7 separate regions of the Homo sapiens genome follow, and all the other regions are linked to region 5. A link is a contact called in ENCODE Hi-C or POLR2A ChIA-PET data. All regions are on one chromosome and are shown on one strand. The core of a region is the stretch at or near the end of the contact, and the rest is flanking DNA. Distances in the headings are between cores, read along the strand shown. Region 1 holds the start of TYMSOS (TYMS opposite strand RNA). Region 2 holds the start of LPIN2-AS2 (LPIN2 antisense RNA 2). Region 3 holds the start of YES1 (YES proto-oncogene 1, Src family tyrosine kinase). Region 4 holds the start of TGIF1 (TGFB induced factor homeobox 1). Region 5 holds the start of RAB12 (RAB12, member RAS oncogene family). Region 6 holds the start of MYL12A (myosin light chain 12A). Region 7 holds the start of THOC1 (THO complex subunit 1).

What was found. Hi-C counts contacts between places; a loop is a spot of excess contacts on that map. ChIA-PET counts read pairs that join two places held with the same protein, here RNA polymerase II (POLR2A). Pooled maps may share reads with other maps.
Region 1: a loop to region 5 is called in a map with no recorded cell type, with 10 times the contacts of the local background. The contact joins the promoter of TYMSOS here to the promoter of RAB12 in region 5. A Hi-C loop is called at or near these places in 2 of 37 single-sample maps with no recorded cell type and 2 of 50 pooled maps.
Region 2: a loop to region 5 is called in a map with no recorded cell type, with 11 times the contacts of the local background. The contact joins the promoter of LPIN2-AS2 here to the promoter of RAB12 in region 5. A Hi-C loop is called at or near these places in 4 of 37 single-sample maps with no recorded cell type and 3 of 50 pooled maps.
Region 3: a pooled map shows a loop between it and region 5 (9-fold over the local background). The contact joins the promoter of YES1 here to the promoter of RAB12 in region 5. A Hi-C loop is called at or near these places in 3 of 37 single-sample maps with no recorded cell type and 9 of 50 pooled maps.
Region 4: a loop to region 5 is called in a map of CD8-positive, alpha-beta T cell, with 14 times the contacts of the local background. The contact joins the promoter of TGIF1 here to the promoter of RAB12 in region 5. A Hi-C loop is called at or near these places in 2 of 168 maps with a recorded cell type or tissue (CD8-positive, alpha-beta T cell and ovary), 3 of 37 single-sample maps with no recorded cell type and 8 of 50 pooled maps.
Region 6: a loop to region 5 is called in a map with no recorded cell type, with 18 times the contacts of the local background. The contact joins the promoter of MYL12A here to the promoter of RAB12 in region 5. A Hi-C loop is called at or near these places in 2 of 37 single-sample maps with no recorded cell type and 3 of 50 pooled maps.
Region 7: a map of CD8-positive, alpha-beta T cell shows a loop between it and region 5 (34-fold over the local background). The contact joins the promoter of THOC1 here to the promoter of RAB12 in region 5. A Hi-C loop is called at or near these places in 2 of 168 maps with a recorded cell type or tissue (CD4-positive, alpha-beta T cell and CD8-positive, alpha-beta T cell), 2 of 37 single-sample maps with no recorded cell type and 8 of 50 pooled maps. POLR2A ChIA-PET finds 5 or more read pairs at or near these places in 1 of 52 experiments (CD4-positive, alpha-beta T cell).

The regions. Positions count from the first base shown.
Region 1 is chr18:657,041-660,880 of GRCh38, reverse strand. It overlaps TYMSOS (TYMS opposite strand RNA), which reads left to right and starts at 2,590. Exons shown (of 2, transcript NR_171001.1): 1 at 2,590-3,039. It overlaps TYMS (thymidylate synthetase), which reads right to left and starts at 3,228. Exons shown (of 7, transcript NM_001071.4): 1 at 2,934-3,228; 2 at 1,167-1,240. The coding sequence starts at 3,138. RefSeq lists enhancers at 2,516-2,635, 2,503-3,002, 3,003-3,504 and silencers at 2,866-2,915, 3,086-3,265.
Region 2 is chr18:2,964,856-2,968,893 of GRCh38, reverse strand. It overlaps LPIN2-AS2 (LPIN2 antisense RNA 2), which reads right to left and starts at 1,894. Exons shown (of 3, transcript XR_001753322.2): 1 at 1,852-1,894; 2 at 1,225-1,322. All of the region lies in intron 1 of LPIN2 (lipin 2), which reads left to right.
Region 3 is chr18:810,648-814,559 of GRCh38, reverse strand. It overlaps YES1 (YES proto-oncogene 1, Src family tyrosine kinase), which reads left to right and starts at 2,318. Exons shown (of 12, transcript NM_005433.4): 1 at 2,318-2,446. RefSeq lists enhancers at 1,116-1,657, 1,658-2,200 and silencers at 1,932-2,441, 2,492-2,551, 2,622-2,711.
Region 4 is chr18:3,447,497-3,451,531 of GRCh38, reverse strand. It overlaps TGIF1 (TGFB induced factor homeobox 1), which reads right to left and starts at 1,360. Exons shown (of 3, transcript NM_003244.4): 1 at 1,027-1,360. The coding sequence starts at 1,042. LOC124904237 (a long non-coding RNA gene) reads left to right here and starts at 876. Exons shown (of 2, transcript XR_007066269.1): 1 at 876-1,000. RefSeq lists enhancers at 1-43, 2,131-2,320, 1,908-2,527, 2,421-2,560, 2,528-3,149 and silencers at 621-670, 1,311-1,470, 1,501-1,610, 3,271-3,340.
Region 5 is chr18:8,608,137-8,612,076 of GRCh38, reverse strand. RAB12 (RAB12, member RAS oncogene family) reads right to left here and starts at 2,640. Exons shown (of 6, transcript NM_001025300.3): 1 at 2,124-2,640. The coding sequence starts at 2,637. RefSeq lists an enhancer at 1,353-1,402 and silencers at 1,853-2,152, 2,583-2,812.
Region 6 is chr18:3,246,551-3,249,995 of GRCh38, reverse strand. It overlaps MYL12A (myosin light chain 12A), which reads right to left and starts at 2,195. Exons shown (of 4, transcript NM_006471.4): 1 at 2,087-2,195. It also overlaps a transcript of MYOM1 not described here. RefSeq lists enhancers at 1,057-1,126, 2,259-2,488 and a silencer at 1,889-1,968.
Region 7 is chr18:266,645-270,630 of GRCh38, reverse strand. It overlaps THOC1 (THO complex subunit 1), which reads left to right and starts at 2,584. Exons shown (of 21, transcript NM_005131.3): 1 at 2,584-2,665. The coding sequence starts at 2,612. RefSeq lists a silencer at 1,676-1,855 and an enhancer at 2,246-2,715.

The DNA of each region.
Region 1 (3,840 bases), core at 1,341-3,840, 8.0 Mb after region 5:
CTTGCCCCAAGACCATACAAGCCATACCAAGTGCTCTATAGAAGGGATCCCAGCTTCTAGTATGGCCCAGACCTGAGCCCAGACCTCAGCCACCTTCCAAAAAGCACTGGTCAGAAAGAACATCGCTGGTTCTAGACCAGGACACGGAACACAGAGAAGCTTGGTCTGGGCTGCTGCCTGTCTTCACAGCACTCTGGCCCCGGCCTGAGGTACCTACTCAGCCCTCTGGAAGGGGTTCACCTTGTTACTGAAGAGACTCTTCTAGAATTTATATGAACATGGGAACACAGGTGGTATCTACATTTAGTGATCAATATATGTTGACTCCTACTATGTGGCAGGCTGTGTTTGAGGCCCTGGCGATACAACAGTGAACACGAGAAACAAATCCTCTGCCCTCATAAAGCTTACAGCACATTTCACTTTTACTACCTGCTGTCCCCCTTCTAACAGGGGAAGGGAAAGGCTGACATACATCAGATGGTGATGTTCGTCTATGGAGAAACACCAAGGAGGTTGGGGGAGAGTCACAGTTTTAAATCAGGAGGTCTAGGAAGGCTTGCCCGAGTGGAGTAGAGACTCAAAGGAAGAAGCCAAGTGTGGGGGAAGAAGGTTCCAGGGAGTGGGGATGTCCCGGTGTGCTCAAAAACTCACAAGAACAGCAGGGCTGGTGCAGAGAGCAGCAGCTAAGGTCAGAGCTGAAAAACGGACACCATAAGGACCGTGGCTCTTACTGAGTGAAATGGAGCCACTAAGGGCTTGAGGGTGAGGAATGATATGCTTTGACCTTTGGTGGTGTCTTTTTTTGTTTTTGACATGGGTTCTCCCTCTGTCGCCCAGGCTGGAGTACAGTGCCACGATCTCAGCTCACTACAACCTCCGCCTCGTGAGCAATTCTCATGCCTCAGCCTCCTGAGTAGCTAGGATTACAGACATGCACCAGCACACCTGGCTAATTTTTTGTGTTATTAGTAGAGACTGGGGTGTCGCCATGTTGGCCAGGCTGGTCTCAAATTCCTAACCTCAGGTGATCTGACTCAGCCTCCCAAAGTGGTGGGATTACAGGCGTGAGCCACCACACCTGGCTGCTTTGAGTTTTGAAAGGATCTCACTGGCTGCTGTGTTGAGAACAGACTACTGACTTCTAATAGCAGCGACTTCTTTACCTTGATAAACCACAGCAACTCCTCCAAAACACCCTTCCAGAACACACGTTTGGTTGTCAGCAGAGGGAATTCATCTGAAAAACAATTTGCCATACGGTTTCAAGATGGGAAGACAGATCATGCCATCCAACTTTCTTCAGGGAAGAAAACTGCCCTGGGACGTGAGGCCCTGGAGCATCCAGAAAGCCTAGACTCCCGCAAAGTGGGCCAGAGATCACGGTGGAGCTCCCAGGCTGCAAGTCCCATCAGTGGCCCGATTCAGGCTGAGACAGCACTTCTGTGCCCCGGTGACCAGTGGACACAGGAATTCCACACAGTGAGATGGTGGCGAGGGCAGGGATGAACATGTGGCAAAAGGGAGGAGCTATCATCCACTGCCCACTAGTGCTAATCCTGTCACAAAGGTGTGAAGACAACACCAAGCATGTGTCCCAGGAACAAAAAGGGAGGCATCAGAAGTGTCGAGCCACAGAGAAATGAAAGTGTAAAAACTTATCTTTAAATGCAGTCCTCGTTCATCCGCACTCGCTTGTGGTACAGTTTATATTCAGACAACAGAGAGATTTTTGCAAGCACCTGCTTTTATCAGAATTGCCTACTAAGCATTATTTTCTCCATTTTTAACATATAGGGAAGCTATATGAGAAGTAACTTGCTCAATGTCTAAGCAGAAAGGTGGGTTAAAAATGAGGTCTATGGCTCATCAAAGGCCCCTGGGCTTGGAGCTGCAGAAAAGTGGATCCCTCTCCTCAGACAAAACTCCCCACGCTGTCCCACGCCAATCAGCCACAGCAGCTGCTATGTATTCGTCTCTAGATGGGTCCGTGGGCCGGAGGGCTTTTCCGCTAGCTACAGTGAATCTGCTTCACCACGAATGGGTTTCCCCATTCAAAACCACCTCCACCCCTGTGTCAAGGCTGCGCTCCATTTATCTGAGCGGTCAAGGTCAGCCCCTGGCTCACACACCTTCGAGTCCCCTCCCCCGCGCAGCTGGCGCAGGATCCAGGACGGCAGGACGGTGTGGCCTTAGGGAGGGCCAACGGCTGCCTAACGTCCTGTGCCCACCCCGCCCCGCCCCACTGTCCCCTGAAAGCCTGGCGCCAATGACCCGCGAGACATTTTTTGCCTGGGGTGCTCCTGTCGGAAAGGAAAGAGGAAAGGACGACTAAGAACTTATACTCGAACTCCCGAATTTCTCTTTTCAAGGTTTAAGAGGAAAGCTGGTTCGTGGGGATTGGATGGGAGGCCACCAGGAAACCAAGTTCCCGCGCCAGCTTCAGTGCTCTCCTCTTCCCGCCGCCTTTGCCCCGCCCACATCACTTTCGCTCCAGTTTTTGAAAACGCTGCGAAGCGGAATGGTCCACAGGGGAAAACGGAGGAGGGGCCAAAGCCAGGACTTTGAGACCGGCGCGCGGTCAAGCCCAGGCAGCTCTCCCTAACCCTCCAGCACTGGGCAAACGCTGCCCGATGACGCCCGCCTCGGGGGCCACGGCATCACTGGGGCGACTGCGAGCCCGGCCGCGGAGCCGCTGGGACGCGGCTTACCTCCCGGCTGTCGCTGCTGTGTGTGTTGCCCGCGCCAGTCACGTCCCTAATGGGACCCTCCGTTTCGGCGTCTGTAAGGCGAGGAGGACGATGCGTCCCCTCCCTCGCAGGATTGAGGTTAGGACTAAACGGGGTCCGCAGCGCCCGGCAGCTCCCGAGCGCTCTCCCCAGCCGCGCCTCCCTCCTTCCCGCCACCCGTCCCGCAGGGGCCCGCGGCGTCACCTCTCAGGCTGTAGCGCGCCTGCATGCCGAATACCGACAGGGTGCCGGTGCCCGTGCGGTCGTCCTTCCTGACGCCGCAGCGGAGGATGTGTTGGATCTGCCCCAGGTACTGCAGCTCCCCGTGCGGCGGACGCGGCTCGGCGTCCCGCTCCTGTGCGGCGGGGGGCAAGGGCCGGCGCGGCAGCTCCGAGCCGGCCACAGGCATGGCGCGGCGGGCGGGGGACGGAGGCAGGCGAAGTGGCGCGGCGGGACGGAGGCAGGCCAAGTGGCGCGGCGGGACGGAGGCAGGCCAAGTGGCGCGGTGGCAGGACCCCTTCCGCGCGCCTTTTCCCGCGGCCGTCCCGCGCTCCGCCTCTTCCTGCTCGGCGGGGTCGCGGCGGCCCCCGCTCTAGAGAGCGTGCGCCAGGGGGAAACGCAGGAGCCACGGGTGTGGCACAGAACGGAGCCCAGGGCCACAGCTGAGAGTCTTAGGAAACCCGGGAACCTGGATGCAGGTGCGGTGGCTGGGAAGGACTGCGCCCTTTGGGAACCGTCTGGTCGACCGCGCCTTCTCTAAGCCAGCAGCACAGTTCCCACGTTTTCCTGCGGTCTTGTCAACAAAACTGCTGTTTGAGATCTGTTTCCTACAACTAATAAGGGATTTGCATTTCCATTTCTTCGTTCTCACTGAAGCAACCGAAGCAAGTGGTATAATGCAGCTTTTCTACTTGATTAAAAACCGCCAGGGCGCTGGACGCGGTGGCTCACGCCTGTAATCCTAGTACTTTGGGGGGCCGAGGCGGGTGGATCACCTGAGGTCAGGAGTTCAAGACCAGCCTGGACAACATGGTGAAACCCCCGTCTCTACTAAAAGTACAAAAATTAGCTGGGCGTGGTGGCTACTTGGGAGGCTGAGGCAGAAGAATTG
Region 2 (4,038 bases), core at 645-3,144, 5.6 Mb after region 5:
TAGTCTCTCTGCCTTTAGCTACCTCTTCTCTAGTTCATCCTCCCCCTGTGACCTAATCCTGTCGCTTCCCTGAACAGAAGAAGCACTGATTGCACCCATTGCCCACATGATAAACTTGCACAGGGTCAAAGGCCTTGTGGCATCTCACTCTTGTCCCTCAAACTTAGCACACTTTCCCATAAGCTGTTCTCTCTGCCTGGGACTGCCCACTGGGAACCTTCCTTCCTTAATCTGTTCAGCCCTTTACACATACTTGCACTTCTAGAACAAATATTTTCTGCTGCTTGAAGCCTTACCTAACTCTCCCAAGTAGATTTTTTCTCTTTTTGTTCTCTAGTCTTCCTAACAGTCTCCCAAATAGCATTATCATAAGGGATTATATAAGACAGTATTTGTTATATCTCTTTCAAGAACCAAGGTCCTCTGAGAGAGGATGAGGGCAGAATTTTGTTTATCTTCATAAGGACTTACTGTAGTGACTGGCATGAAATAGGTGCTTAATTTTGACTGTGTGAAAACTGAACTGTACCAGAAACAGGCCAGTATAATGGGCATCTTTTTTTGTGATTGTTTCTGAGTTAAACCTGTAGGAGGATTACATCGAGAGGCCTTTCCCGGGTAAGGCTTCTTCCAGATTTCCTTTTTCATTGTGATGAAAAAGCTGTCTGGATACTCGGTGTATTCAGGAAGTTTGCTGGGAGGCACTGGGTTTTCGTTTACAGAGTCTGTACAGGGACTAAATCGTCCTAGAAATGAAGGAGAACACTTTGACCAGTCGCCCTACACTGCTGGGGCAGCAGGAGACCCGCTGTGTTCTTGAGGAGACATTTGGGGCTCTTTCTCCACTGAAGGTCTAGGAGCGGTGAGTGTTAGAGGCTCAGCTGTCAGCACTTCTCATGGGCCATCTTAGCTTCAGGAAGACCGCATGGGCTTTAATGAACCATCTGTTTTGTGCTCCTGGGGGGTAGGCCAGGTTGTTCTTGTGCGGCTGCTATTTTCTATTTCTTGTTTTATAAAGTGAGAATTTAAAGATAGCTAATATAAAATAATACAAAACTAAAGAAACAAATTGGCATTCTACTATGACGGGGAAAAGAAATAACCAGGAAGTACAAAGTAAGGCATTTGCTTGAATTTAAATGTCTGAGAACAGCTTCCCTCGGAAAGGCTGGATTCCCCGTCAGGGCTTGGCGTCGGGAGTCTGTGGCCCTGCTTTCAACTTACCCTAGACTGCGCTGTGTTGTATACTCTTCCTTTCTTCTGTCTAGCTAAGTTGTAACCTCCTTTCGTTCTTTGTAATCCCTTAGCATCTGGTGGGCACACTGTAAATGTTTTGTAAAATGTTGACTCAGTTAAGCACCTACACGATGTGGGCAAGCCCCTGGGGGACTGTCACCCCCTGCCCTCCCTGACCGGGGAGAAGCTTGCGGCAGCTGCTGCGTGGGTACCTTTGCGTTTCATCACTTACTTTTGGGGGGAAGTTTTTACCATCCAGAATCCCCCCCAGATTCATATTGGCCACCTCTAGGTTACTCTGGGATTCTTTGAGAAAACCATAGGGATTTAGTATAACCTGAGTTCAGCCCTCAGATTTTTTTTGCCCTCAGGGACACCACATGACCTTGAGACCCAATGATTTAAGCCATGGGTCAGAGGTAGTGGAGAAAGTTGGGACCCTGAGTATAGGTAGAACTGGGTTCTAGTGAATAGTAGACACCTCTTATCTCAATCTCAAATTTAAAATGAAATTAATAATGCCTGCTAGCATAACCCACATTCTCTTTTTGAAAATCAAATGAGGTATGTTTGAGGAAGTTCTTGAAAAATATTACATGCTAATCAAATGCAAACCGTAATCATGGGTGTCCTGAAGGAGTTTGGTCCAGGAGCACAGGGGCAAGCTGGAATGTTTACCTACATCCTAGGTAACAGTGTCCTGTTGTCTATTTCCTGAAGCATCTGGTGTCTCTCTTCCCTCCTAGCATACTCCTCATGTCCATGAGCAGAAAGTTAGCTGCAATGGCATGTTCTTTGGTAAAAGCTGTTTTAACCTCTGTCCGTAAGCCTCATGACATGTGGCGCTCCCAGGAGTCTGCTTTGTAACACTGGACCATGGTCCAGCGGGAGGGTTAATAGTAGTGGTGTGAGGAGACTTGGAGGGTAAGTATGGCTTCTTTGGATTCCCTGTAATCATTTCATCTTTAAGTAGTCAAGTCGCATTAAGTAAAAATGATACTCAGATTGCTGAAAGCAGCCCACTTGCAGTAAGAAATCTGGAGGCTTCATGAAGGCTTTTATCATGTTTACTTAGAGCATTTCTGTTACTTAGAGATGCAATTAAGGGCTTAGGTTCTAGGCTCATACTTGAGTTTGAATATTAACTCTGCCACTTAATAGTGTGCTGACCTTGGATATTTCTGAACCCGAGTTTCCACATATAAATGGGAATACCAAATCCATGGGTATCTGTGAAGACTACATGAGATAACATACAGGTTAACATAGCACTTGACACATGAGAGACGTGTAACAAGTTTAGTTGTGTGTTCGTTGGTAGTAGTACTAACAATACTAGTACCGATTAGATATTTGGAGATAAACTTAAGAAACAGATTTTGAAACACTTAAAATAGTGGTTTAGAATGTATCCATTTTGAGGCCAGTCGTGGTGGCTCACACTTGTAATCTCAACATTTCGGGAAGCCAAGGCAGGTGGATTGCTTGAGCCCAGGAGTTCAAGACCAACCTGGGCAACATGGCAAAACCCCGTCTCTACAAAAAAATACAAGAATTAGCTGGGCATGGTAGCACATTCCTGTAGTCCCAGCTTCTCCGGAGGCCAAGGTGGGAGCATCGCTTGAGCCCAGGAGGCTGAGGTTACAGTGAGCAGAGATCGCACCATTGCAGTCCAGCCTGGGCAACACAGTGAAACCCTGTCTCAAAATGAAAATAAAAGTAAATAGAATGTGTCCATTTTGTGCTGATAATTTATGAATTTTTTTTATTGTTTTTAAACTACCTTTTATCTCTGATTACTCTTTTCCTTAACAAAAGTTATTTTTGATTGAACACATCAAATAATTGAAATAATTTTAAGCAGTTTTTGTAGGAGGGGGATTGGTATTTGAACCTATTTACTGATGCTTTTTTTTTTTTTTTTTTGAGATTGGGAGTCTCACTCTGTCACCCAGGCTGGAGTGCAGTGGCACGATCTCAGCTCACTGCAACCTCTGCCTCCCGGGTTCAAGCGATTCTCCTGCCTCAGCCTCCCGAGTAGCTGGGGCTACAGGCATGTGTCACGATACAGGCCAATTTTTTTGTATTTTTAGTAGAGATGGGGTTTCACCATATTGGCCAGGCTGGTCTTGAACTCCTGACCTCAAGTGATCTACCTGCCTCGGCCTCCCAAAGTGCTGGGATTACAGGCGTGAGCCACCGCGCCTGGCCCATTTTATTTATAAATCCATACTCCATATAGTGATTATTCATTTTAGTTTCTTTGATGCTCAGCAAAAGATGCTAAGCTGATCTTCAAACTTTTGGTGAATAACGAAATCTTGAAAGCTACCATTCATTCCAGTGTGTGTCCTTTTATACCTTAAAATATTTGATAAGAAAAATATGATAGTGGGCACTGTCAAATTTTATGCATGAAGGACTAATTTGGCGTATTGAATTTTATATGCGAAGGGCCATTTGGTCTCTAATAAGTATTGTAGTTGCTTATTTTCTACTGCTTTTTTTTTTCTTCACTTTTTTATTTGAGTAATCAATAAGTACTTCTTTTCCTTCGGAGCTCCCAATACTTAATCTAGCCCATGGGAAGGTACCTAGGCCTAAACAGCACACTGTATATTACATACACTGTGTAGCAGTCAGGCCACATCTGAGCCATTGTGTCTAGCTGTCTTTAAATATCGTTTTTAAAGATGGACATAAATAATTGTCATAAGAGTCAGAGTAGACCCAATCAGTTCACATATTTTAAGGAACAAGAATGCTTAGCCTAGAATAGAAGAGACTCTGATAAATTCTTTG
Region 3 (3,912 bases), core at 1,069-3,568, 7.8 Mb after region 5:
TTACATAAATGAAAGCATTTTACTTTTATAGGGACCTAACATATCTCATAAAGTTTGTTTGTTTAAAGCTTTCCCCTAGCTTTTTCCTCCAGCAGACATTTCCAGGGGTTTCAAGACTTAAGTTCCTTATCACTCCCTAACACACATGTACATACCACACCTCTATGCTGTGCAGGAGGGAAAAGTAGGGGCAAGCTTATTTGTCCGTTTCAGGATGAACAGATTAAAAGCAATTTTTGTTACACCAAACTCAGTAAGACTTTCCAGTTTTCTCTTCCTCATTAAAAAATTTTTTAAAAAATATTCCTGGAAACAAGTGAGCCACTAAATGTAAGATTGAAAACTTTCCAGGTTATTTACAGACTGAAGTTTGACATTGATGAATATACTAAAAAAGAAATCAGGGAATGTAGTAATAAAAAAAAAAAGGGAGGGCGAAGAGAAGCAAACTCAGTAAGTCAATGTAATCCATAACTTGTAGGTGACATTCTGACATACTCTCCCAACTTTAAAACTCCATATAGAACATCTTCAAAGCCACCTTACCCCTTAAACTGGGGCAAACTACTATTTCATTTCATTATTATTTTTTAAAATATATTTTACTAAATAGATAGGAGGTCTCCCATGTTGCCCAGGCTGGTCTCCAACTCCTAGACTCAAGTGATCCTCCTGTCTTGGACTCCCAGAATGCTGGGGTTACACGTGTGAGCCACTGTGCCCGGCCTATTTTAGAGGTGATTTTTGAGACTGAGTGTTTAGGAAGACGAAATTATCTCTATTTAGTGAAGAAAGGCAACAGCTCAAGGAATTTTCTATTTTAATAAAAGCTGAATATAGACCTACATAAAATTTTAAAGCCCTGAGACAGTCAATGACAAATGAAGTTTTAGTAGCTAAGAAAATACAGCATCGTTCCACATTATGTGTCTCTTTAACGCCTACGCCTACCTTTCGTTCATTTAGTGAGCTGAAGAAAAAAATGTTCAAACCCTTATATGCATTTCCTTAAGTTCCTAGAATACCGGAATACTGACACATATGATTGCACTATTTCCTATCCGTCGAAGATGATTCTGAATTTCACTAAAAACCGCAAAGGAAACCAATAGTCACAAAATAATTCTGATAACCCCACCAAAGAGGAAATAAAGAGAGGAAGTTACTCTAAAAGTCTGATAGGGCAAAAGTGACTGCAGCAGAAGGGCCTCAAGGTTCAGTCCATGAGGACCTTGATTAACCTTCATCTTTACGCCCCCACCCCATCCTTCCGGGTCCTCCCCCTTCTTCAACGACTGGCTTTACAAGGCTCATAGGAAAGGTGCGTGTATTCAGACGGACACGATTCCAGCTGTGGCTCCTCCACTTTCAGGGTCGCTGTTTCCACAGTTGACAAGCAGGAGAACCATACTTGTTGCACTTCCCTCACTGGGCTGCCGCCAGCATCATATAGAAAAACGCTGTCCCAACATAAGCCAAAGCCACCATGACTGGGATAGTCGCCAAACAGAACTCAGCTTCGGTTCCCCTCCCGGCAAGGCTGGTTCGACCTACAGTCAACAGGAAGCTCCTGGGGGCAGGGACAGGATCCCTGCCTCGGAAGGAGGCAAGACGTGAACGTTTTTTGGACGGCGATCAGGATGGTGATGAGGGTGTGAGTAACGCCCCCGGCTCACGCGGTTGGGCTTGAGATTTTACTACCAACGACAAAGGGTGCGGAAGCGTAGCGCTGAGAAGCAAACAGCCAACCAAAAAAACTCAACCCCGTCCTCCCCCACAAAAGCAAGCCCCAAAGCCCTGGCCACTACTGAGAGCTGGGCCAAGGAACAGAGAAAGGCAGAGGGGCAGAATCGGAGCGCTCCATTCAATCTCCGCGGCAGCCGAGCGTCGGTGGGTTCGCGGGTGGGAAGGGACGCCGCGGGCCTGCTCTCCGGGCAGGGAAGCACCTCCTCCTCACGCCCCCTCGGCCTGCACCGCCCCCGGGAATCCGCCCCGGACCCCGCCGCCATGTTGGGTCGGGAGAAGTGACACGGACCGGTCGCCTATCCTGACCACAGCAAAGCGGCCCGGAGCCCGCGGAGGGGACCTGACGGGGGCGTAGGCGCCGGAAGGCTGGGGGCCCCGGAGCCGGGCCGGCGTGGCCCGAGTTCCGGTGAGCGGACGGCGGCGCGCGCAGGTACCCGCAGCCCCCGCCCCCGCTAGAAGTCAGGGGGCGGGGCCGGGGGGGGGGGGCGGAGGAGGTGGAGAGTGAGGCCGAGGCGTGGGGAGCCCGGGAACTCCCTCCTCCTGAAGTAACGCGTCCCGGGCCGGCTCTGCCGTCGTTGCTGCCGCCGGGCGCCCCGGGACGAGGAGGTGGAGGAGGGAGAGGGCCCGCGGGCCTCGCCTCCGCCCTCCGCCACCTCGAGCTGCGGTAGCAGCGACTCATGAGAGCGCGGCCGGAGGACAGGTAAGGACCCGGTGGGGCCCCGCGGGCGGAGGGTTCCACCTCTGCCCGGACAGGGCTAGGCCCCAGCGCCCGGAGCCGCCGCCGCCGCCGCCGCCGCGGTTCCCCGCCCCCGCGGGCCCGAGTCGGGAAGTTGGGAAGAAACTTCTCCCCTCCCCCGGATCGCCCGGCGGGCTTGTCTCGTTCCCCGCGCTACCTGCTCGCCCCTGACTCGGTCTCTGCCCTGTCCAGACCTGCCGGGTCCCGCCCAAGTCCGACCTGAGGTTCCAGGGGCGTGGGGACACTCCCCACCCCTTGTCTTTGGGGTCGTGTGGACCGCCCGGCGACGGGGAGGAGAGGTTTATTTTTGCCCCTACGGCCGAAGTAGGGGCGAGGGAAGCGGCCCCTTTGGGTCCTAAAGGCTGGGGGTCTGTGTATCGGCCGACGCCGGTAGCAGCTGTGCGGGGAGAGGAGCGGGTGTGTGGGGCGAGTGGATGAGCCTTTCTGGCTTTACTTGGTTTGATTGAAAACCGCAACATGTTTAAAGTTTTCCTTTGTTTTGGGTTGGGGGTTGGGAAATTTACCATTCAGCGTCCACTTTTACGGAATCATGCCACTCCGCCTCCCGTTGCGTTCGGTTCCCTGTCCACATGTGTTAAAGAAAATTGTCTTAAAGTGTGTTTTTCTTCTTGATAATTGCTTCCAGCTTTCACTTTATTGGGCATGGGGCAGAGCTGTTTTAAGAAGCTCTTTGAAAATCAAGTCTGGTGTAGGGACTTTAGTTTTTGTTTTGTAATGAGTAGGACTTAACAGTTCGGATTTGGTTGAATCATTTTCTGCATAATTAATTGATACAGGCGTGGAATAACATACTGTATAATTATAAATTACTAAAGGAAATAATGAAAGTCTTTGGTGGAAGCACAATTTTATGTCCATTTATTATGTATATACGTTCCACGGGTGTGTGTTTTCACAGTCGATTTCACATGATATGATTATAGTATCTTCATGTATTATAACTGTAAGATTACAGTGCCAAAGATACCTTGATAATTTTAAATATTTAAACCATCCTGTTACACTTCTAAAGTTAAATTACGCACTAAGGAAAGTATTACTAAATGTATACACGTGACTGTGCATTTAAGGAAAAGTGCATGGTAAATCTAATATCTTAACTATCACAGTGCTTGGCACACGGTGGACAGGAAGCATTTTGAATGGTCAGGTAATAAAGGAGTATCTTGTATTAGCCAAGGATCTTGTATGCATCACTTACGATGTTCATATATTGTACAGTAAGAAAGTTTTACTTTAGCAAATAATATATATGGTTTTTTGGTTTTTGTTTGTTTGCTTATAAGTGTGAGACCCCTGCCACAATTGACATGTAAGGAAAGGAAGTTAAATTGTATTTTTATTTTTGGACATTAGCTAAAAGTCGGTGGAGATTTTAAATGCTGGTTGACAATTCAGAGGGTCCTACA
Region 4 (4,035 bases), core at 111-2,610, 5.2 Mb after region 5:
TCCCGAGTGATTAACTTCTGTTTTGAACCACTCCACATAAATCACGACAGAAACGCCACCTCCAGCCCACAGCGGAACACTCGGGGGACCTCCCAGCCAGGGACTCAATTTTTGTTAACTTCAAAAGGGACTTCACACTCTGACCTTTCGGGGTGTTTTGTGTGGTTTCTCCACCCCCCGTCCCCCTCCGGTGTATTTTGTTTTTAAACCAAACTGACGGCAAGTTTTAGTTGTAAAGCTTCCAGAACACTTCGTGGAAACAATGACAGCCTTGCTCTTTGCACTTACAACCAAGCCTGCTTGTCACATTTGGACGCATTTTGACTGCATGCCGCTTGAAGCTGCTGGCCCTGGGTGCTAACTCTTCCTCCTGCCCCAAAATTCATCGTGGGAAAACTTTTAGAGACTGGGGATTTGTAAAAGTCTAGCTTTCCAAAGCTGTTTACACCCGAGGGCGATGAGGGGGTCCAGAATCGCATTCCTTCGATCGTAAAAACACCACATCCCTAAAGAACAGTGCTAGGGCCCGGCTGGGAGTAGGGGGGCGGCGGGGGCGGGGGCGGGGGGAGCCTAGGAGTGGAACTTTCAGACAAAGCCGCGGCGGTCCCGCGGCCCCGGCCGCCTGGGTCCGGATCGGGAAAAACGAGGGGCTGGGTCCTCCCTACTCGGACCCCATATCCCCAGCACGCGAGAAAGAGCGAGAAGCCACGCGGCGGCTGGGCCGAGCGTGGGGTGTCGGCGGAGACAATGAAACTTGCAGGCGCACAAACAAGGCGCTGAGCGTGTTTCTTGACAACGTGCCAGCAGCGTGGAGAGGCTCGCCCCACAACAGCCCCTCGTGTTGTGTCTAGCAGGAAAACAGCCGCTGCCGTTTCAGACGCAGCCTCAACAAAGAGCACGGCCGCCACTCCAGCATGAGAGCCCCTGGGCGGAAAAGTCCACCAAGTGACTCCGCGCGGCGCGGCCCGGCCAGCACGTTTCCCCGGACTCGCGTCTTCTGGTGCGCGCAGCCCGCGGCCGCCTTACCTTTCTTGCCTTTCATTCTGGATCTCCCCTCCCAGCGCGAGGCAAGGCGGGGGTCTGGAGGGGCCAGGAGCGGGGACACAGGGGATAAGCGAACGTCTCCTTCACAGCCGACTCTCCCGTAACTTGTAGGACGTGCTCCAGCCGTTATTGCTAAACAGGACGCTCTGATCCCAGGCGCCCGCTCCTTGGGTGGAATTCAAGTGACACTTGGGCTTCCTCCCGCCGGGATCTTCTGGCAGCCGGCCGGGGGCTCTCCCTCGCCCAACTCTCTCCCCTCCCCTCTCCGCTCCTTTGTTCCCTGCTCCTGCTCGGCGCACCTCGGCGCTGTCAGAGTGAGAGAGGCGAGGAGGGAAGGTACAGGAGGTCCTGCCTCCGCCCCCAGCCGCCCGCCCCGTCCCCCTCCCGCCCCGCCGCTCCTCCGCCCCTCCCCCGCACCTTCCAGCCGGGAAGACTGGACCGAGCGCGGCGGCCGCTGTCACTCGTCCCTCGGGGGCGGCGGTGCGGACGCGGGGGGTGGCCGGGTCCAGAAACACGATCCTTTCCGCCTGCCGCGCACGGACCGCCCGCATCCCTCGCCCGGCGGTGGGGGCACCAGCCGAGCGCCCCAGGTTTCTCCCTTGGGCCTTTCTTCCCGGGGCTGGCGAGGGTGCGTTTGGTTCGGAAACTGCAACAGATGGAAAAAAGGACACCTCCCTCCTTCCCTCCTCCACCCCCGGGAAGAAAAGCCTCCCCGTCTCGTTTTTGACAGCTGCCCCGAACTCTACTGGCCCTGCTCTAGCCGCACGAGACAGCCGCCTCTGATTCAAGGGGCGGGGCACGGGAGGAAAAGTATTCGAGACAAGAACCAACTTCTTCCAGAATGCGCGGCTGCCATTGACACGCGGGCGCGGCGCGGCGCACCCTTCTCCTCCCGGGGCTCTTCCTCCAGCAGCGACAGTGGGAGGTCGGCGGGGGTGGGGCGGGGGGGAATGATGAGACACAGCCTAAACGAACGTCTGTTCCCCCGGGCTAAAGCTGCGAGTTCCGGACTGGATTGCAAGGCAGTTTCGAAATCTGACACGTTGCGGACAGACACTTGTCACGCTCACATGCTCTTTAAACGTCTCTGCCCGGGGACGGCCGGGCGCGCGCCTGCCTCACCAAGACTCCGCCTGACACCCCGAGTCGCCGAACCCCGGCAGCGGCCACTTTTATAGCTAAGGGGTGACCACGCCGTGCCTGCTCGTCTGTTTCGGTCAACAGTGTCTACTCTTCGGATTGGAACCCTGCTAGGGGATCCCTCCTCCCATTTCAAACAGAAACTAGCCATTAAGTAAACACCCGTTCCTGTTGGCTTATTTTGGTCCACAGTTAGGAGGGATCCAACAGGAGTTTCTTGATGAAATTGCGCTTTCAAAGACCAGATGCTGTTTGGCTGACTTGAAGAAACGCATGCCCCCTCCTCTGGTTCTAGTTTTCGCGTGGTTACGTCCTGTTGTTTTGAAGCAAACGAACTGTCACATGCCACACAATGAGACTTCCCCCATCACTTTAAAAAAAGGAAAGAAAAGCCCTAAACGTAAATAAGCCTAGCAGAGACAGCGCCCGGGTCTGCCTCCAGTCTGGGCTCTGTGCTGTTTTTGTTCGGTAACCTCGGTGGAGATCCCGGCAGAAGAAACTCTGTGGAAATAAGATTAAACCCGAGGAGTACTAAGACGGCCAAGGGATAACTAACTCGACTTCGGAGCGTCTGTTTCAGGAACTAGAGCTAGCCTGCCACCCTCCCTCAAAAAAAAAAAAAAAAAAAAAGACACCCCCGCCCCTAGAATGCGTGGAGGCCAGAGTTTAAAAAGCCTGGGTGGTTTTTCCAATTACAGGACTAAAATGAATCAACAGGGAAAAAAAGCGTCTCTCTAAGAAGGCAGCAACCTTACGATTTTTTTCTTCTGTGGTTTGCTGACTGCTCGGGACAGAAGAGAACACACACCTAAAACGGCTCGGGGGGAGCGCGGTCCTGGGGACAAGCCACCCGCCCGGACGCTGCCCTGCAACTGCCGGGAGCACAGTTCCTTCCCGGACCTGGCTGCAGATGAATCAGCTGCTGCGCCCGGTGCGGGACAGATGTGGCGCAGGGAGGGGGCCAGCGCCCCCGCCGCCCGTTAGAGGGGGCCGCCTCGCTATTTCGTTTGAAGGGTTGTCTGTGGCTGGGATTGGTGGCTCCTATCCGCTGGGGAGCCGGGAGCGGAGGGAGGAGAGACGCAGGGAGGAGGAGCCGGGGGCTGGGCGACGCTGCGACTCCGCGGCCTGAGTGGCAGGAGCCTCGTCTGGAACCGGGCGGTTACTGGGGAGACGCTTTGTTTGCTAACTTCGAAAGCGGCTTCGGCTGCCTCGGCCGCTTTCGAAGCCACTCCACAAAACACGCCTTCGGTCGGTTTAACCCTACCTCCCCCCCCGCCCGCTTTAGCCAGCTCGAGACAAAAATGTTTCCCTCTTCCCCGTGGTTCTCCTTGGCCACGCGGTGGCTCTCATTATGTACACAAAGGTAGCTTTGCTTTCGTCCAAGTGGACTTGGCTAATGACTGCGATTCTCAGGCAACCGAGATGGGAACCGAGAATTGGAAAGGGTTTATAGCTTGAAAACAAACTTTCCAGGAGAAGGGGGGAGGGGCGGAGACAATTGAAAGCCTCTTTCGAATTAGGGGGAGGAAAAAACGGAGATGTGAACTCACCTTGGCTAGAAGTCAGGCTTGATCGGGCCAATGCACAACTTTTGCCCGAGCAAGTCATATCCAAACGGTTGTTAAAGCTGGCGAGGCACTCCAAAGAGAAACACTGGCACAATTCTGTGATGTAGCGAAAGCTTACAGCCCAACCGCTCCCGTAGATGCACCCCCACTGCCTCCCCCCAGCCAACGCTGATCTCAAACTTGTTTGGAGTTTCGGATTCTTGGTGCATTCTGGGAAGAAAGTGCCTAGGGTCAGCGCAACGTAACAAAGGGAACAGCCTCAAAAAAGTGGGCTTCAGATACC
Region 5 (3,940 bases), core at 1,391-3,890:
ACACAGTAGGTGCTCAACAAACGATCTGATGAGTGGAGGGGAAAAGCAACTCTGAAGCAGAAACTGAAGTGGAGCTGGCTGGCGTTCTCACAGTGTCTTCCCGCTCTGCAGCAGGCCAGGGGCCATGATCATTCTCTGAACATCCCACAGTTAGAAGCACGCACTGAGTACTAAAGTACTCCAGTACTCTAAGTATTATAGGCTACATGTGAAGCAAACAAAAATGAGCAAGACAGAAATTCAACCACACTCAGAGTAGGGAGTATGTGCTCGGGTAAGTGCATGTTTGTTAAGGGACACAGAAACAAACTGCTTGGTCTCCTTGCCTCCTGGTTTCTTCCTTATTCCCAAGCATCCTCCGCAGCTCTTCCTTATTCCCAAACATCCTATGCAACTCTGCCAAACTGTTTTCGTGCCAATGCCTTACTAAGGAGTCTTTTGGTTCCAGGTGCCCATAGGATCGGGTCCATTCTCCTTAGCATGGCGGTCAAGGTCTCGCAGCATCCATTCCCAAGTCCCCTAAGGAACCCTCCCCAGAGGTGGGGGGCTGCTCCACTGCTGCCAGGCTTAGAAAATCCTTCTTCCTCTCTCCTCTTCTGCATTCTAAAGCACACCTTTGCTCATCCATCTCACCCTCCATCCACTCAAGCCCTCAGTTACCCACCTATGGGTACCTGATTTCTCTTCATCACACAGTGCAACTCTATTATCTCTCATTTTTATATACTGAAGTACGGAGCCATAAAATATTGACAATTCTAAACGGAATTTAACCCTACTTTATTTATGTCAGGTACTAAAATAACAGCCTAACCCTCATTTGATGGTTTAACAACTCCCTGTACTCTGCATGATCCAAGACTGGATATTTGAAACAGGTATAGTTATGCTACTCATTTTAATATAATGTCTCCAACGACAACATTTTAAAAACATATGGTACAGACATCACAAATATTTCCAAAATGATCTATTCCAAAAAAGCATTAAGGGAAGTAAGTTCTTGAAAACAAACCAAGAAAGACAGTACAAAAATTGGAGGTTTCACTTTCCAATAAGACACTTTAAATGTAGTACTGTTTTGTTACATGACAATTTCAAATCAAGTCATCTCAAAATCGTACTGACAGCCTTGGAACTACCACTGGTTATAACACTATTAATAAATAGAATTACATGAAATTATGCTTTTAATTCTATCAAATCTCCTGACTACTCAGTTTCTTGGACCGCCCCTGGGGAAATCTCTCACTTCCTATCACGGAAGTGACTGCCCTTTATTTTAAAGAACGGGGTTCTCCTAGTTTGGACATCTTTTAAGGGGTTTTCCATAGAAACAACTGCTACCCACATCCAACTGAGAAATCTCAATGTCAAGTCCTCTAAGCATGACTTAATTAAAAAAATTTCCCCTGCAGTTTCCATTTCAGATCCACGGCTGTTTTCCTCCTTGACCCTGGAGCGTTCCTGTACTTACTTCACTCCTGTCCCTCACCGAAAACAGCGGTACTGGAGGAATCAACCCCATGCCCGCCAGTCACCGGGTTGTTTGAGGTCATGGATAAATACAGCTGAAGCTCCTCTGCCCCGTACGTACGGCTAGCACGAGAAACTTACTGTAGTTTTAGTTTTAACATTCTCCATAGGTGACTTTAAACTTCATTTCTTGAAAATGGGTTCAAAATAAGAAAACTGCCCTGGTTGCGCAGGGATCACACCCGCAGCAGACGGCGCGCGCTGGCCTTGGCGGGCCGGGCGAGAGCGGCCTTAGGCGTTCACTCCCCTGCCTGCCTGCGCTCCACTCGAACCCAGCTTTTTCTTGGGCGAGTATGCTAAGGGCCGAAGTTTCCGTGGAGAGCCGCCCCCACAGGCCCCGGGGGCTGCCAGGACCTCTGAGGCAGGGCCGGGGGCCAAGGGCAGGTCTGCCCGGAGGCGGCACGAAAACCTCTGCCAGGCTTTGGGATTGGGATGCAGGGCGCTCCAAGGAGACCCCCGCCCCTAGTTTCACCGAGAGGCCCATCCCCGAAAGACTCCCAGGCTCGATGAGACTCGAAGCCCACGGGGCGAAGGGCACCTGCCCGGGCGCCAGGAGGCCCGGCCCAGGGTCGCCGTGGCGCCCTTACCCACGGTGGACTTGCAGGCCTCGCAGAAGGTGTCGTCGGTGAAGCGCTCCATCAGGCTGGTCTTGCCCACGCCGCGGGAGCCGATAATGATGACCTGCAACTTGAAGTCGGCCGGCCTGGGGGGCTGCTTCCTCCGGCGGCCCTGGCCGCCCGACAGCGCCGGGGAGCCCGCGCCCAGACCGCCGCCGCCCCCGGCCCGCCTCTGCAGCGCGGCGCCCGGATCCATACACGCATGCGGCTCCCGCTCGGCCCGCCGCCCGCCGCCGCCCGCCCCCCGGCTGCGCGCCCCGGGCCCCGGCGCCCCCTCGGCCTCCGCCGCGCGCGGGGGGTCGGCCCCGGGCTCGGCTTCCGCCCGCTGGAGCGGCCCCGGCGGCCCGTGGGCTCCGCGCTGCAACTGCGCCGCCGGCCGGCTCTCTGCGCCCGGGTCCCCTCCTCCTCCTCCTCCGCCGCTGCCGCCGCCGCCGCCGGGAGAGGAGGAAGGGAAGCAGCTACTCCGCAGTAGCGGCAGCAGCATCCCGGACGAGGAGGGGCAGGAAGCGCAGGCGCGGGCGGGGCGGCTGGCCGCGAGGGGCCGGAGGCGGGCGGGTGGGCGCCCCCTGCCGGCGGGAGGACCGCGCGCCCGGGCCTCGGTTGGGTACTGCGCGCGGAGCTTTCCCGCAACCCGCGCCGCTCTTTCCCTGCCTCTGCTCGCCTGCCCGCCCCCGCTTCCCTCCCTCTTCCGCCGGCTCTTTCATCTTTTCTTCCTCTTATCTCTTCCCTTTTCCCCCTTTTCACTCCTCCCTACTCGGCTTTCACTCTGACCCGCATTTATAGTTAACACAAGAAACTTAGTGTGGTTTTAGTCTTAAAATTCTCCGTAGGCAATTTTGAACTTCAGCATTCCGGTGCATCATGAAAATGGGTTCAAAATAAGAAAAAGAACCCTGGTTGACAGTGAAAACACTCCCATGCGCACAGTCCCCAAACACCATGCACATGTTTTCGCCCCCGCGCGCTCGGTGTAGCTGGAACGCTGGAAAGGCCCCGACCTGAGGCCGCGCCGCCGGGCCGCCTGCGCTGCGTTCGCGTCTACACCAGCGCTCTCTCACAAACACCAGCGGGTGCAAGCCCCCGCACCCTCTACCGGGCCGTGGCACTGCTCGGTCTCTCTCCGTCACGTCTGTCTCCCATTTTGCACGGAAACGCGCGAAATCAGTTATTTTTAACTCTGATCGCTGTCTCACTCAGAGTTCAGAAGTTTTTATGCTGTTTAATTTTTAAATTAAGTAAATGGCATACTCCTTTGGGGGAATAAGCGAGTTAAAACTCAAACAGTGCGAGAAGATTGAAACTTTAGGAATTATGGACTCGGGTCGTATGTTTTGCCATTTCTGTTTGGAAGGATTTAAGGATACAGAAAATCACTGCTGATTCCTTGCCAGAGATTTGTTTAGCAAATTCCTCAGCTTGAACTTGAGCATCTCAGAACACAGGGTTCTGAATATGATAGGGGCTGGCAACATTTGCCGAATGATCACGTTACCCACAAAATTTCAGCTGTGCTGTATTTAGAACTAGGTTTAGTAATGCACAGTACACGCATATGTTACACAGCAAACCTGATTTGTAAAAATCTAGCGTTGCCCACAGTGTAGATTGGAAGTTTACATCTATGAGAGCATTCTTAACTGTGCAGTCACTGTAGGGATCTTTATAATATGAATTCTGAGAATATGTAAAATATGATCCCTCTATATTATTTGAAACACAGATCCATCACTTACCATCACGGAATTTACTTTCTTTCTTTCCTTCTTTCTTTCTTTTTCTTTCATTTT
Region 6 (3,445 bases), core at 946-3,445, 5.4 Mb after region 5:
AAGATCGCCAGGTAAGGACCTGAGGTTTCCAAATTACGAAGCTCCTCAATCATAAAGTCGAGTCTTTATTTACTTATTTATTTTTATTTATTTATTTTTGAGACGGAGTCTTGCTCTGTCGCCCAGGGTGGAGTGCAGTGGCGCGATCTCAACCTCCACCTCCAGGGTTCAAGCAATTCTCTGCCTCAGCCTCTGGAGTAGCTGGGATTACAGGCACCCACCACCATGCCCAGCTAATTTTTGTATTTTTAGTAGAGACGGGGTTTCACCACCTTGTGCAGGCTGGTCTTGAACTCCTGACTTCGTGATCCACCTGCCTCGGCCTCCCAAAGTGCTGGAATTACAGGCGTGAGCCACCGCACCCAGCTCGAGTCTTTATTTTTGAGGGATTAAGTGAAAGATCCTTGGTGTCAAGGAGTGTCTGTTGTACGAAACTGGAAAGTAGAGAGACTTACAGAACAGGCTTCTACAAAATATGAGGATTTCAGATGCATGAGAAAGTGGATGAAGGGCAGTTAGGAGACTGAGTTTACAGATCTAAAGGAGCATAACCTTTTTTTTAAGTCAGGCGAGGTGAGCGCTGGTGGCAATGAATCTGGTTTTTATTTTGTGTTTTAGCTCAGAATCATTGTGGGCTGTAACGAGAGATACACAACATGATTAAGGAAAATGTTAGACTAGATTAATAGGTGGGAGAAATAGAAGAGATTCTCAAAGTGGCTTTCCCCACACACCAAAGGACACAAGAAGTTTTCAGAATCTCTAGAAACTATGTTCATTTATAAAATGGGATTAATCCATACCAATATATACATTAGAGTTCTGTGGTTAGAATCCTAGAGTCCAGCATTTATTTACAAAGTGGCAATAAATGTAAAATAACCTAGAAACTTCTTCTACAAAACGAACACTCAAATTGATAATATTCTGAGAAATATCACACATTCTGCAAGAAAAAACCACCATCTTACAAAACACTGCGTACTGTGATAGCACCTAGTATTTGGTGGGCTTTCTAAACCCTGACCAAATATACCGCCTCATTTAATCAATGCACTTAAAAAAAAAAAGCCTAAGTATAACTTATTTTCTGGTGCTAACCACAATTTTTAAAAAGTGTATTTCAAGTTGGTGCTTCCGTTCCAAGTAAACCAAGTTTCATTTCTTATGCAAACTTCCGGTTGAAGGTAGGATTCGTTCTCTTGGACTGCCACACCCAAAAGTTCTCACCACTGGACAAAGACAATTAGCTGTGAGGGCTGACTTGCCAGTAAAGCCTCGCTTTTGAAAATAGAGTGCTTTTCTGATTACCGTTTATTAGAGCCCTTCCAGAACATGAAACAAATACCAATAATTTTAAGAAATATTCGCTTTATTCGCCTTTAAATATGAAACTTTTTGCACTTAAGTTAAAATCTCTGCTAAATCCATAGGTCTCTCAAGAACTGACAGATACATTCATATACCTACTAAACTACTTTAAAAAGAAGACACTTCCATGGCGAATTGAATTAGCCCAAACTTTCCCCCCAAATGGGACAAGGTATTACATTTTGGAGTTTTTCTTCGAGTCACAAACTAAACTCCAGATCTCTCTGTCCAAAATTTCATCGCTTAAAGAAAAAAAGTTCTAATTACAGGAGCGGATACTGAGCTGAAGAACTTCCCAATTTGAGTTGGTTATTCCTACTAAACGCAGCCACACAGCTGCAACAACAGCTGCAGCAGGGGGACAACGGGCTACGTTTTTGCGCAAACCCTCTTGAATCGGGCAAGTTGACGTTAGAAACTAAAATAGTCCCGGAGTCAGCTCTGCAGGGGTCGGGTTTCGCGGGCCCGGCAGTCGCCCAAGCTCAAGGCGCCAGTGAGCGAAGCCACATTTCCAGAGTTCCAAGTTTGGGCACAGGAGCGAAGTTCGGGTCTGGGCCACTCCAAGCCATGGCCTCGGATCCCAGAACCGGGGACCTGGCTGGCACACCTGCCCAGGTGCGCTACCGGCGCCAGGAGCCCCGCCGCCCTCCAGCTGCCCCCGCGGAGACGGGTCCCCGGGATGGGTCTCACGCGCCCGAACGCGAGCGCCACTCACCCGGCACAGCTACGAGAATCCGAGCACCTCTCCGAGCCCCTCGCTGCCGCTATCACACCACCCTGCTACCCAGAGAGCCGCTAAAAACCACCGCTTCCGGCCTCTGCTTAGCAAGCCGGAAGGAAGCCCGGTCACCTTTCTTGGCCCGCAGAGTGGGTCTGACTTCACGGAGGGGCGACAGAGAGGGAAGTCGCCAGTGTGGTCAGCGGGCGTGGTATTGACCAAGTGCATGAGAAGGAAGTGTAAAGTGGGCGACCTAGAATATAGAGCAATATATAATGGTCCTCTGGGTCCTGTTACTGAGTTTCCTTCTTTTTTGTACCTGTTGTTGCAGTGTTAAGTCTTCCTCCCCCCTATCCTTTCCGCAGATGGTTGCGTCCGTCCTGTGGCTTTGCCTGGCCGCACATTCCAGGGCACGGCGAAGGGCGGGGCCCGTCGGCCCAAGTCCTTGTAGGGAAATCGAGGAGAGGGCTGCGGGCCCACGTGACTGACCCTCGCCCCGCCCCGAAGCCGGGCTCCAGCTTGTGGGCGGTAGTGCGCCTGCGCTTGACGCCCCGCGCGGGGTCTGGGTCTCCGCCTGAGGGCCCCGGAGCAGTGCGCGTATCCCGGGAGCGGATCTTGATGCTAGCTCTGTGTGCAGTGTAATTTTATTAAGAGTCCCGCCCCCTCCATACGGGAGGAAACGTGTGTCCCTGGGGCCCTCAGCCAAGCCTCCACTATCTTTTTGGCCCAGACGGATTTCCCAGGTCACAAGTGGCTGGAGACTTCCTCTTGAAAAACATTTGCCGTCGTTTTTCCCTGGCAGAGCCCCTTTGACCCTGGCTAACAAGGACAGCCTGACTTGGATCCCACTATGCAGGAAGGAAGGCGACTCTTCCCCGCACCTCTTGCTACGATTAGGACTTGCGACTTGGTGAAAACAGGAATCAAAACTTGGGCCTATTTCTCCTGAGGTCTGCTTGCCTAGAACAATTCGTAACGATGAATCTTATTAAAAAGAGAAAGTCCTCCCCGACTTTATCTTTTTCCGCCCAGAATCCGATAAGGAAGACTTGTTCTGGCCCCCTCAGCTCTCTGACCTCACCTACCAGAGGAGAGAGTGGGATCCTCTAACACTCGAGCCGTCATCCCAGCACTAGGGGACAGTGACCAGTGTGGCTCCCGTGGCCAGAACCCTTCTGAAGTTTGGGTTGCCCTGTGGTCTTCGCCTTCAAAGCAGGCCGCCACTTGAATCCTTCTGGAACGGACAGTGTTGCTGTAAACGCCGCGGAATAGTATCTTCTAAGTATTCGTAGCTTCTTTCTTGAGGGATCTCGGGAACGTTCCGTGTATTAACCACTAACGTATTCCAAAGTTAAC
Region 7 (3,986 bases), core at 1,335-3,834, 8.3 Mb after region 5:
AGCCCAGGAATTCAAGACCAGCCTAGGCAACATAGCAAAACCCTGTCTTACAAAAATAAAAAAATTAGCTGAGCTTGGTGGCACATGCCTCTAGTCCCAGCTACTTGGGAAATGGAGGCAGGAGGATCATTTGAGCCCAGGAGTTTGAGGATACAGTCAGCTATGATCAAACCACTACACTCCAGTCTGGATGACAGAATGAGACCCTGTCTCTTAAGAAAAGAAAAAAATGTACTTGCCTCTGAGGTCTTAGTTGTGTTCCAGATGGTTAATAGTCATCTGTAATATGATAATCCTATTACAACAATTAGTATCAGATAAACAAAGTATAATTCTGAATTAAATCATTTTTATTTTGCCAATTTGTAAATTTAATGTATACAACCAAACCTGAATGATCTTGCTGATTCTTAAAAAGCCTGTAACATTTCAGGTAGTCATTATTGTTCACAATTCCCACTTAGGAGTAAGATTCTGCAGTTATCTTTTCCTTAGCTTCCTGTATTCTTATTGTGCATGTTAACTAAAAAATCATAAGATCTATAGATTTAGAAAAGGAGAGACTTTGTTTCTTATAAGGAGTTACAGCCTGCAAGGTGGCCATTCTGCAGGCTGGGAAGCATGCCTCCAGCCAAGACCACATACAGACACTTCAGAGGAGGAGTTGGAGTAGGAACTTTATGCTTAACTGGTTGGCTAAACATACATATTCAACAAGTTAGAGGAGCGGCTATGAATATTCATGAAAGTGGTCTTGACACATGCATATTAAACAAATATGCATGTTTAACAGACAATCCATGTTCACTTTGGGGTGGAGACTTAACATTTAAATGTATTTACAGTTTGGTCCTATACATCAAAATATCTTTTCAGGAAGTTACGTAAGCATGCAATCACTACAAATTGGCCAGAACAAGTCCATGGTCAGTGACCTTCTTATCAGGAGAAAGTAACTGAAATCAATAAAAGCTGTAGTTACGGCTGGTGGGAGAGGGTTGTTAGTGTCTGGTGGTCGATGAACTGCAAATTGTTTTAATACTGTGAGGCCAGCGCTTGTTTAGCTGCTAAAGAAAAACCTTGAAGCATAGTGAGAACATAGTTTATTTTTCAAGCGTAGGGATGCATGACTTTTAACCCTTGCTTGGCATGGGCTTAGGTCCTGTTTATACTTTGGTATCTTATTGCCATGGAGTCAATTCCGTCAGTCCTATCATCTCCGTTTTTTTTTTTGAAACAGAGTTTCACTCTTGTCGCCCAGGCTGGAGTGCAATGGCACGATCTCCGCTCACTGCAACCTCCGCCTGCCGGGTTCAAACCATTCTCCTGCCTCGGCCTCCTGAGTAGCTGGGATTACAGGTGCGTGCCACCACGCCCGGCTAATTTTTGTATTTTTAGTAGAGACAGCGTTTCACCATGTTTGCCATACCTCAGGTGATCCACTCCTGACCTCAGGTGACCCACCTGCTTCGGCGTCCCAAAGTGCTGGGATTACAGGCGTAAGCCACCGCGCCTGGCCTCTATTTTAACTTTATGGCCAGTCAGCTATCTCCTCTAAATCACAAAAGGGAGAGGGTATAACCAGGTCCGTCTGACCTCCCATCCCGTTATGACTGGGAACTCAGTTGTTAAGATTTTGCTGGTGTCCCCTTGGCCTCACGGGGGTCTGTTCAGTTGTTGGGGGGCTTAGGATTTTAAATTTACAGACTTCGAAGAAGGGAACAAGATACACGTGTGAGGGAATAAGAGGAAGTTACCCGAGTCTGAGTCAGTGCTTCCTTCTCCACCGTGTAACTCCAACTTAGAGTTACTGCCACTCGGCTTCTATCGGCCACGTCTCTCCTGGGAAGGCAGGCAAGGGACGAAATGGAGGGAGACAAGGTTTTCGCTAGGGAAGCCTCGGCCCAGGACGCAGCGCCACCCGTTTTCCAATCAGCGCCGGGCACTGCATTCCTCCTAGGTCTCTTTCTTTCAGTAGAGACCTTTTAATAATAAATACTACTTACATTGCTTTACAGTTCACACTTGCGGTCATTATTTCAGTGGAGCTTTTCAACAGCTCTGTGAGACAGGTATTATTTCTATTTCGGAGCAGAGAGAACAGCGCCCTTGAGCCACAGGGCTCATACATCCGGAGCCTATCACCACTCCGCATCTTAAGCTCCCGGGATGACCGCGGACTGGCGGCCCAGGACCACTGCTCCAGCTGTTTCCCCAGGTAATCCACCTGCCTTGGGTTACCTTTTAGCGCGGCCCAGTTAGCCGCAACCAGCCACCATTTACCCGCTTTCCCCAAACCAGGAAAACCACAGAAACGCATGTGCGCGGCCAGTCTCTTCCACGCCCGGGAACGCAGAGCTTACAGACCAAGGCCGCCCAAGTCCCCTCACCCCAAAGGCTACCCAAGAACCCCGAGTAGGCTGTTTGGCTGACTCAGGCGCCCAACGCCCACCCGAACTGAGTCGCTAGGGAAACTCCCAACTGCCAGCTCGCCCGACCGGTGTTCACAGGCCACTCTAGCCGGGCTCAGAGAGACCGCAGTCTCGTTGCTCCTGGCTTGACGTCATCGGCAGGCGCCGCAGCGCAGTGGCGGGCACGCGCAGCCGAGAAGATGTCTCCGACGCCGCCGCTCTTCAGTTTGCCCGAAGCGCGGACGCGGTTTACGGTGAGCTGTAGAGGGGAGGGTGCAGGCCTGACCCGGCGCTATGCTTTGTCCTCTTCTCCCTGAAATTACTCGAATTTTGCCCTGGGGTAAAGTGAGACAGAGGTGTGTCCGCCTCAGCGTCCGCTCCGGGCCCCGTCGGAGGTTGAGGGGTAGGGAAAGACGCACTACCCGCCTCTTCTTTGTGGGCTGGGCCGTCCGCCTCCGCCCACCCTCCAGCGGGTCCCCGGACTGCGTGCTGGGCGCCTCGGCTCCCCGCTTGGAGTGCCCACCTGCAGACTACTGCTGGTTGGGTCCATCCTCTCAGCTCGTTTAGTGGGGCAGGTGTCTCGAGAAGGGGAAGGGGAGCTGCTGAAGGGGGAGGGTGGGAGTGGTTTCAGTCCAAAGACCTGGCTCCCGCCCTAGCCTTCTGAGCTACCAAGTGCTTGTTCCCGCCGTCTCTTCACCACCCCTTAACCCACCGTGTCTAACTCCTAAGCGATCGATGAGATCCTAAGCGGGAAAAGGCAGATAGATCACCTTGGGAAGGGTAACCAGATGCTATTTTATTCTTGCTCAATGTGGAAGGGTGGTTTTGAGCATTTGGGAAACACTTGACAGATCACTTTCTCATTTAACTATTAGAGTAACACTGTGAAGTAGGCTAAGTTGGTTATTCCTGGTACATGAGGTAGAAGCTGACACCCCCCAAAAAGTTGTGACTTCAGTGGTTTTTCTGACTTTAGACACTCTGTTCTTTTTATGTTGCTCGTCACAGCAACGTAAGTATGAAGAACACTTTTAAGTTGCCTGACTCTATTCGTCTCTAGCATTTGCACCAACATTTCTCAGATATTCGGCTGTGTTTTGGTAGTTATAGGGATGCCAGGATGAAAATTGTGTGAAAGAAAAATTCATCCTTTGTAGTAAGTAGTTTTCTTGTTTGCAGGGTTATATATATATATATATACATATATATACGTATACGTATAATATATATATACACACACACACAGTGTGAGGTTTTTTTTAAATGGATTATATTTTGTGTATGTCATCATAATCATTTTCTTTGTGTGCGTTTTGCTGCAATCTCTGGTGCTTTGAAAGCCTGCTAAGAGTAACTGTTAGGACTATCCAAGATCATATTGGCGGCCGGGCGCAGTGGCTCACGCCTGTAAATGCAGTACTTCGGGAGGCCGAGGCGGGCGGATCACCTGAGGTCAAGAGTTCAAGGCCAGCCTGGCCAACATGGCAAAGCCCCGTCTCTACTAAAAATACGAAAATTAGCCAGGCGTGGTGGTGGGCGCTGTAATCCCATCTACTTGGGAGGCTGAGGCAGGAG